2 separate regions of the Mus musculus genome follow, and region 2 is linked to region 1. Evidence: chromatin contacts called from ENCODE Hi-C or POLR2A ChIA-PET data. All regions are on one chromosome and are shown on one strand. The core of a region is the stretch at or near the end of the contact, and the rest is flanking DNA. Distances in the headings are between cores, read along the strand shown. Region 1 holds the start of Crtap (cartilage associated protein). Region 2 overlaps Cnot10 (CCR4-NOT transcription complex, subunit 10).

Evidence for each region. A loop is a pair of places that touch in the nucleus more often than their neighbours do. ChIA-PET counts read pairs that join two places held with the same protein, here RNA polymerase II (POLR2A).
Region 2: POLR2A ChIA-PET joins it to region 1 with 12 read pairs in embryonic stem cell. The contact joins the enhancer-like site here to the promoter of Crtap in region 1. A Hi-C loop is called at or near these places in 2 of 37 maps with a recorded cell type or tissue (T-helper 1 cell and T-helper 17 cell). POLR2A ChIA-PET finds 5 or more read pairs at or near these places in 3 of 5 experiments (all embryonic stem cell).

Annotation. Positions count from the first base shown.
Region 1 is chr9:114,388,644-114,392,499 of GRCm38, reverse strand. Crtap (cartilage associated protein) reads left to right here and starts at 1,788. Exons shown (of 7, transcript NM_019922.2): 1 at 1,788-2,368. The coding sequence starts at 1,901.
Region 2 is chr9:114,582,537-114,586,578 of GRCm38, reverse strand. It overlaps Cnot10 (CCR4-NOT transcription complex, subunit 10), which reads left to right. Exons shown (of 20, transcript NM_153585.5): 20 at 240-705. Among named protein-coding and RNA genes, the nearest start is that of Trim71, 20 kb to the right of the region's middle. Within about 2 kb of position 2,603, at least 1 of the 3 ENCODE cell types and tissues checked has a DNase peak (open chromatin) inside an H3K27ac peak, as active enhancers do.

The sequences.
Region 1 (3,856 bases), core at 539-3,038:
GCAGCTTTGTTTTTTGTTTTTGTTTTTGTTTTTTTGAGACAAGGTTTCTCTGTGTAGCCCTGGCTGTCCTGGAACTCACTCTGTAGACCAGGCTGGCCTCGAACTCAGAAATCTGCCTGCCTCTGCCTCCAGAGTGCTGGGATTAAAGGCGTACGCCACCTAGCCCGGCTGTTAATTAGTATTTGAGATAAGGTATGGCCATAACAAATACAAGAAGACCAACTACTGGTTGCTCTCATTTACAGAGAAGGTGCTTGATTTATTCAGATTTTTTAAAAAAAGATTTATTTATTATATGTAAGTACACTGTAGCTGTCCTCAGATACTCCAGAAGAGCGCATCAGATTTCGTTACGGATGGTTTGTGAGCCACCATGTGGTTGCTGGGAATTGAACTCAGGATCTCTGGAGGAGCAGTCAGTGCTCTTAACCACTGAGCCATCTCTCCAGCCCTTATTCAGATTTCTGATATCTCCAATTCTAATCTTACAGTCATATGATCTAATATTAATCCCAACGCCCATCCATTTATTGAATAGCACAGTAAATACAGTATTGAAAAGGAATGAGGAATTCTTGTTGTAATAAATCCTTTACAGGAACCTCCCCAAGAACCTGGTTTTCCTGGCCTCCTGACCGGGAACCGCACCCAGGTACCACAGCACGGGTGTGGAGGTCAAACATTGACGTGGAGGAGCCGATTCTGTTTTCCCAAAGTGTCCTGAGATTGAACTCAGGTCATCAGGCTTGGTACCAAGTGCCTTTAGCAGCTAATCTCGGAAGTTCTAAATACCTTCTGTTTTTGTTTGTTTGTTTTAGACAAGGTCTCATTGTGTAGCCTAGGCTGCTCCGGAACTCAGAGACTCACTGCTTCTGCCTTCTAAAAGTGCTGGGATCAAAGGTGAGCCAGTCAGCTTCTAAGTTTTACAAAAGGGTATGTGTATATGTATGTGTGTGTATATATATATATATATATATATATATATATATATATATATATATATACATACATACATACATACATATTTTACAAAAGGGTATGTGTATATGTATGTATGTATATATATATAGTTTTGAATTCTATCCCTATACCTTTGCTGTAAACTATTTCAAAGTGTACAGAATTTTTTTTTTCAAGACAGGGTTTCTCTGTGTAGCCTTGGCTGTCCTGGAACTCACTCTGTAGACCAGGCTGGCCTCGAACTCAGAGATCCGCCTGCCTCTGCCTCCCGAGTGCTGGGATTAAAGGCGTGCGCCACCACGCCCAGCTCAGAATTTTTTTCTTAATGCTGTCTTCATCATATAGCTCAGGTAAATTCCTCCAGCATCCTAAGACGTAATATATCCTCAACTAGACAAGTCACACGATATTCAAGGAGCCACCGGTATTCTTACTAATTTTATCCATGCAACATCCTCTAAAACCTTAGGTCAATAGCATTGCTATTCAAAGTGTGAAGCCTGTAAACCCGCAGCCTATTATTTATGGCAGGCTTAGCGATGTAAATTTGAAATAAATTTGAACTATAGTGGGAGTTTAAGGCTAATCTGGGCTACAGCTAGGAGACCGAGTCGAAAACTAAAACGCACCCCAACCAGGATGTGGTGAACCAGAAATTAGGCGTGCGCGGCCCATACATTCTTAAAGTGATTATAAACTTTCTTTCCTGTCAAAGATGGGAGTTCCACGCACCGCAGGCTGGCCTGGAATTCACTTGGGTCCTACCCCTCCACCTTTCAGAGGCAAAGGCTGAGCACCTCCTCCAGGCACGCCCATCTCGGTCCCCCGGCGAGGAGGTCTGCCGGACGGGGCGGGCCACGGCCCGCTTCCCCGCCTCCCTTCCTAGGCCTGCCGCGTCGCGCGTCCTCAGCTCGGGGCTCTGGTTCGTGGGCCACGCGCGATGGGGCCCCGCAGCCCTACGGCCGCGTTGCTGGTGCTGCTGTGTGTCGGGTGCGCGCCGACCCCCGGGCGCGGGCAGTACGAGCGCTACAGCTTCCGCAGCTTCCCGCGGGACGAGCTGATGCCGCTCGAGTCGGCCTACCGCCACGCGCTCGACCAGTACAGCGGCGAGCACTGGGCCGAGAGCGTGGGCTACCTGGAGGTGAGCCTGCGGCTGCACCGTCTGCTGCGCGACAGCGAGGCCTTCTGCCACCGCAACTGCAGCGCGGCCACGCCAGCACCCGCGCCCGCCGGCCCGGCCAGCCACGCCGAACTACGCCTCTTCGGCAGCGTGCTGCGCCGCGCGCAGTGCCTCAAGCGCTGCAAGCAGGGCCTGCCCGCCTTCCGCCAGTCGCAGCCCAGCCGCTCAGTGCTGGCGGACTTTCAGCAGCGCGAGCCCTACAAGTTTCTGCAGTTCGCCTACTTCAAGGTAAGGGCACTCGCCCCACCCCGAACCCCGCCCTGCCAAACCCCGCCCACTCTACCGAGCCGCTCTCTGTCGAGCCCAGGTCGCCGCCCCCGAGCCCCGCCCACAGAACCCCTTCCGGCTGATCCGGTCTAGCCGACCCCAGCTCCCAAACCACTTCTGCCCTATCCCAATCCCCCCAGCAAGCCTGCAGTCCAGTTGAGCCTCGCCCACCCAGGCCCCGCCAATCACATCTCCTGTCCTGTGTCCAGGACCATCCCCCTCTGCACAATCACCCTCCCTCAAAATTTGTCCTACCGAACAGGGTCCAATCTTGCCCCACCCTCCCTTGTGAGCGCTCACCAGCAGCATCCCATATTGGGCCTCCCTTGGGCCACTTCTCTAGGTCTAGCCCCACCAAGCCCAAGGCTCAGCCCTGCCACTCAACCTCGAGCATCATTCCTTTATCCTTTGATTTTTTTTTTCTCATTTATATTTTTATGTGCGTGCGTGCTGTGTGAAATCTGTGTGCCTGTGTCTGTGTGTATACCATGTCATACGTGTGTGGATGCCTATGGAGGCCAGAAGAGGGCAGCAGATCCCTTGGAGCTGAAATTAGAGGTGATTGTGAGCCACCCAGTGTAACCTGAGTACAGGGAACAGAGAGAACTTTGGGTCCTCTGCAAGGGCAGGACGTGCCCTTATCCACTGAGCTATGGCTCCAGTCCCCTTCACCCAGGTTCTGCCACAGAGCTCTGCTAAAGCTCTCCAAATCCCGCCCTTCCTCCTTCATCTTGAGCATAAAAATTATTTTCTCTCACTCTCTCTTTTTTTCCTCATGTAACCTGGGCTGGCTTCAGAACTGCTATATAGTGGAGGCTGATGGTGAATTCTTTATCCTCCTGCCTGCATACCTCCTGCATGCTCCACCCCTCCCAGCTCCTGTGAAAATTGTTTGCAGCCTGTGCTGAGGTAGCAAATATGCCACAGGGCCCCAGCAGAGTACTTGGAACTGGAAGGAGGGCTTTGTAAATGCGGCCTGCTCTTTGAGGGGCAAACTCCTCTGCTCAGGGAAGTGTGTGCAGATCCCAGGTTCATCTCTGCTCCCTCTCTCTGTCTCTGTCTCCCTCTGTCATCTAGAATTTAAGACAGATCATTTACTGCCTCTTCTCTTTGGCTGCTTAAATTCTGCCTGTGATTGCTTGCTAAAAATAGCCACAAATTGCAGCTCCCTGCCCTCTAAGTCCTTGCTCTGGGAGGTTTGAATTCCCAGTTGCTGGACAGAAGGGTGTCAGCTTGTTGGGCCTTCACGGGGCTGAGGCAGAGAGAGAACTCTCAAAACCCAATTTCTACTTTTTCTGGTTAAGAAAAAAAAATTTTTTTTTTGCTTTTATTAATTTAATCAATGTGTGTGCACAAGTGGGCACACAGTGTGCACGAGTGAAGGTCAGAGGACAGTTTGTGGAGTCTGTTGTCTCCTAGCACGTGGGCTCCAGGCGTCGATCTTAGTCA
Region 2 (4,042 bases), core at 1,354-3,853, 190 kb before region 1:
GGAGTGGGACAGTGGTTGCACAAACCTTTAAGCCCAGAACTCAGGAGGGAGAGGCAAGTGGATCTTTGAGTTTGAGGCTAGCAAACTTTTATTTATTTAGCTATTTTGTGGCAGTTGTCTTAGTCATTGTTCCAGTTGCTGTGAAGAAATACCATGACCACAGCAACTTAAATAAATGGAAACATTTAATTGGGGCTGGCTTACAATTTCTAAGGTTCAGTTCATTATCTTCATTTCAGGGAACATTGTGGCAGGAAGACGGAAGTAGTGCTGGAGAGGAGACTGGAGAGAAACACTGGGCCTGTCCCTGTGATGCACTTCTGCCAGCAAGGCCACGCCTCCCAGTCCCTGAAGTGTCACTCCCTGAAGATGAAGCATTCAAATATGAGTCGATGAGAGCCATTCTTGTTCACGTCGCCATAGTTATGGAGGTTGGACCCAGCACTCAAGACTGTTATAAAGAATTTTTGCTTTGGTTTTTGTTGTTGTTGGTTTGTGTTGTTTTTGTTTTCTGGGGGGCGTGGGGTAGAGACAAGGTGCACCCAAGCCTACCCTCAATGACTCAGTGGCTGAGCTGTGTCATCACCAGACCTTTGAAAAGGTTTTGGCCATCATTCTAGCTCTCTCTTGGTGTCTCTGTCTCTCTTTCATGTCCCCTCTCCAAGACTGCCTTTCCCCCTCCCCGTCAATCAATCTGTTGCAGAAGATATGTTGCATGGTGTGATCTTTCCGGTAAACCTTGCCTGTAATCTGCCAAGGTACTCCCATGGCATAAATCCTAACAGTAGTAGTGTTTGCTTTTGAAACAGGGTCTCTATTCCTGATGCCCTTGAACTTGCTATGTAGACCAGACTAGCCTCAAACTCACAAATCCACCTGTCTCTGCCTCTCAGCACACCAGAAGGCAGAGAATGACAGATCTCTGAGTTCAAGGCCAGCTTGGTCTACAGAGTTCTTCCAGGGCTAAGCAGAGAAACTCTGTCTCAACCAAACAAAAAACAAAAATTTGCAAAATTTGAGTGACATTGAAATATGTGAGATTGGCCGGGCGTGGTGGCGCTCGCCTTTAATCCCAGCACTGGGAGGCAGAGTCAGGCGGATTTCTGAGGCCAGCCCGGTCTACAAAGTGAGCTCCAGGACAGCCAGAGCTATAAAGAGAAACCCTGTCTCGAAAAACCAAAAAAAGAAAAAAAAGAAAAAAAAAAAAAAGAAATATGTGAGATTGAAGCCATTCTGGACAGTATAGCAAATTCCAGGCCAGCCAGGGTTTCATAATGAGACCTGTCTCAAAGGGGAAGGGGAGAGAATAAGAAGTAAATTATGAAGATGGGTGAGAGGAGCTGAAGGTATGCAGAGGATGGTGCTCGATTCCCAGAATCCACACGGTGGCTCGAAACCAGGTAGCTCCAGGTCAATAGAGCTGATGCCCTCTTCTGGCCTCCGGGGGCGCATAACCTGCTGGTAAAATACTCCCCATGTAAAGTAGAGTTTCATGCTATTTTTCTTTCTGGGCTTAGCAGTGTTCCAAGGGGCCTGAAATGGGGTGGCCTGTAATAGCCCCAAGGTCCCAGGGCCCTCAGTATTTGTGTCCCTCACCCCTTGTGGAGTAAAGGTTGAGCAATGGCCCAGGATAGGTGCCTTAGTTAATGGTCAGACTGGATCCTAGAAGCCAACAGGCCTGGCCTAAAGTAAACACAAAGTAAACACGCCCTGACACAAAGCTGGGAGGCGGGCGCAGAGGCTCGGCCAGGTGCGAGTGGGCTGTCACGGAAGGAGGCAGTGAAGTTCATTAGCCTCCTCATTTGGGGCAAAGCGAATCCGTGTGGTGACACACAATTGTCTTGGAGGATTTAAGGGGATTTGCCTGAGTGTCCCGGTGGGCCCCTAGCCTCCTCCTAATCCAGTCCACATTTCAGACTACTTAGGAACGCATTAAATGTCAAAGCCGGCGTTTAGGAAAATATCTACATTTCGTATGCAACGCCCGGGTCAAAAGAAAAGCCAAACCGACGAACCTTCCAGCTTTTGGCGCAAGAGGCACTCTGTGTGGTCCCCAGTGTGAATGGGGAGGGCCGCGCTCCCCTCCCAGGAATGCAGTCCTTTCTCTAGGGGAAAATGCTAATGCTTTGTTTCTGCCTTGGCTCCCCCAGGCGCGGGGGCGCCCCCGCACGATTGTCACCGCCACATTAGCATGTGAGCAGCCCCTATCCCCACCCACACCCACACCCCCCCCCCCCCAGCTCAGCCCTGATTGGGGACTTCTGGGACCCGGGCAATGGCCAGCTGCCAACAGTCTTACCACAGTCCATATCTCCGCTGAGACCTCAGGAAGCTAACAGGCAACCCTGCAGGTGGGGAGTTTTCACTCCATACGCGTTGATCCTTTAATATACGAGAAAAAACTTTATTGTAGCTGTCCCACCAAGGAAATCAAAATCATTGGAACAGCTGTGGTCCCGCTGCGATCTGTGTCCTTATCACCAGGGTATCCTGCCCACGATGTGACTCTTCACACGACCTCCAAGCTATTCCCAGCGGGGACAGCCGGGAAGGGGTACGGCCAGCCCGCGGGATCCCTCTGGAAAGCAGCAGAGAGGCAGAGTCTCGGGACGCAACCGGGAATCCGCGTGGAGCCCGGGGCGCCGAGCGCCACCTAGCGGCAGCGCGGAACAGCCCAACAAATTTCTTCACTGATTTCTTCCCGTCATCTGTTCCTTTCCACTTTATTCGATTCTATTGATTTTGTTTTAGTTATTTGACTAGTTTGTTTTATACAGCTTTATTTTACTCCTGTCACTTCCGTGGTTGAGTAAATGTATAAGCCATTTCTATCTTTGGCTTTTTTTTTTTTTTTTGGTTTTTTTCCCCATTGTTTAGATTTTAATTTTTACCATAATAACATTACTCAATGTATTTCATTTGCTTCGGTTCCTTGACTTATCTTTGCTCTGTGGGTGAAGGTTTAAGATCCTCTGTACTCTTCTGGCTCTTTTCTGCCTGAGTTTTTGGGGGTTTTTTTGTTTTGTTTTTTTGTTTGTTTTTGTTTTTTGAGACAGGGTTTCTCTGTGTAGTCCTGGCTGTTCTGGAACTCACTTTGTAGACCAGGCTGGCCTCAAACTCAGAAATCCGCCTGCCTCTGCCTCCCAAGTGCTGGGATTAAAGGCGTGCACCACCACCACCCGGCCTGAGTTTTTAAAGAAAGGAAAAATACTGCTTTAGCTAAGTACTCCCAAGTATTGGACAAGGATGATATTTTATGGCTTTATGCCGAGGCTGGGCCAGGCAAGCATCTATTTGGATAAATACCATTGATAAGTATTTCAGCTGGCATTGTGACAAAGGACTGTCTTGCCTGTAGTCCCTGACTAAGGCAGAAGATTGCTCAGAAGTTTAAGCTTGACTGCATGAAACAATGGAGTGAGAATTTGTCTCAAAAATCAAACGACAGGGACTGGAGAGATGAATCTACAGTTAAAAACACTGGCTGGCTGGCTGACTGCTCTTCTAGAAGAACCGGGTTCAATTCTCAGTGCCCACACATCGACTCACAGCCATCTGCAATTCCAGTTCCAAGGGATCCAACGCCCTCTTTTGGCTTCCTCTGGGCACTGGAAGTAGTGCACAGAATACATGCATGCAAAACACCCATACACAAAATATAAATAAAATAAAAATCAAACAAGGCCAGAAAGATGTGGTTGGTTGCCCGTACCTTTAATTCCAGCACTCAAGAGGCAGAGGCAGACAGATCTCTGTGAGTTGCAGAACAGCCGGGGCTACAAAGAAAGACCTTGTCTTCAACAACAACAAAATCAAATAACAACCATAACATATACTTCTCCAGTTGCTGTAGTGTAAAAATAATAATAATGATAATGACGATAATAGAAAGTCAATTATTGGTCAGTTGAAGGTCAGTCAGCCTTTTAAAGCCCATCTAGGAACCTGCTCTTGGCAAAACACAGCGCCCAGTTCTAGAAGGGAAGCCCCAGAATGAGATTGGTAGGTAGGGTAGTGTAGAGAGGAGTCCAGGGTGAGATGG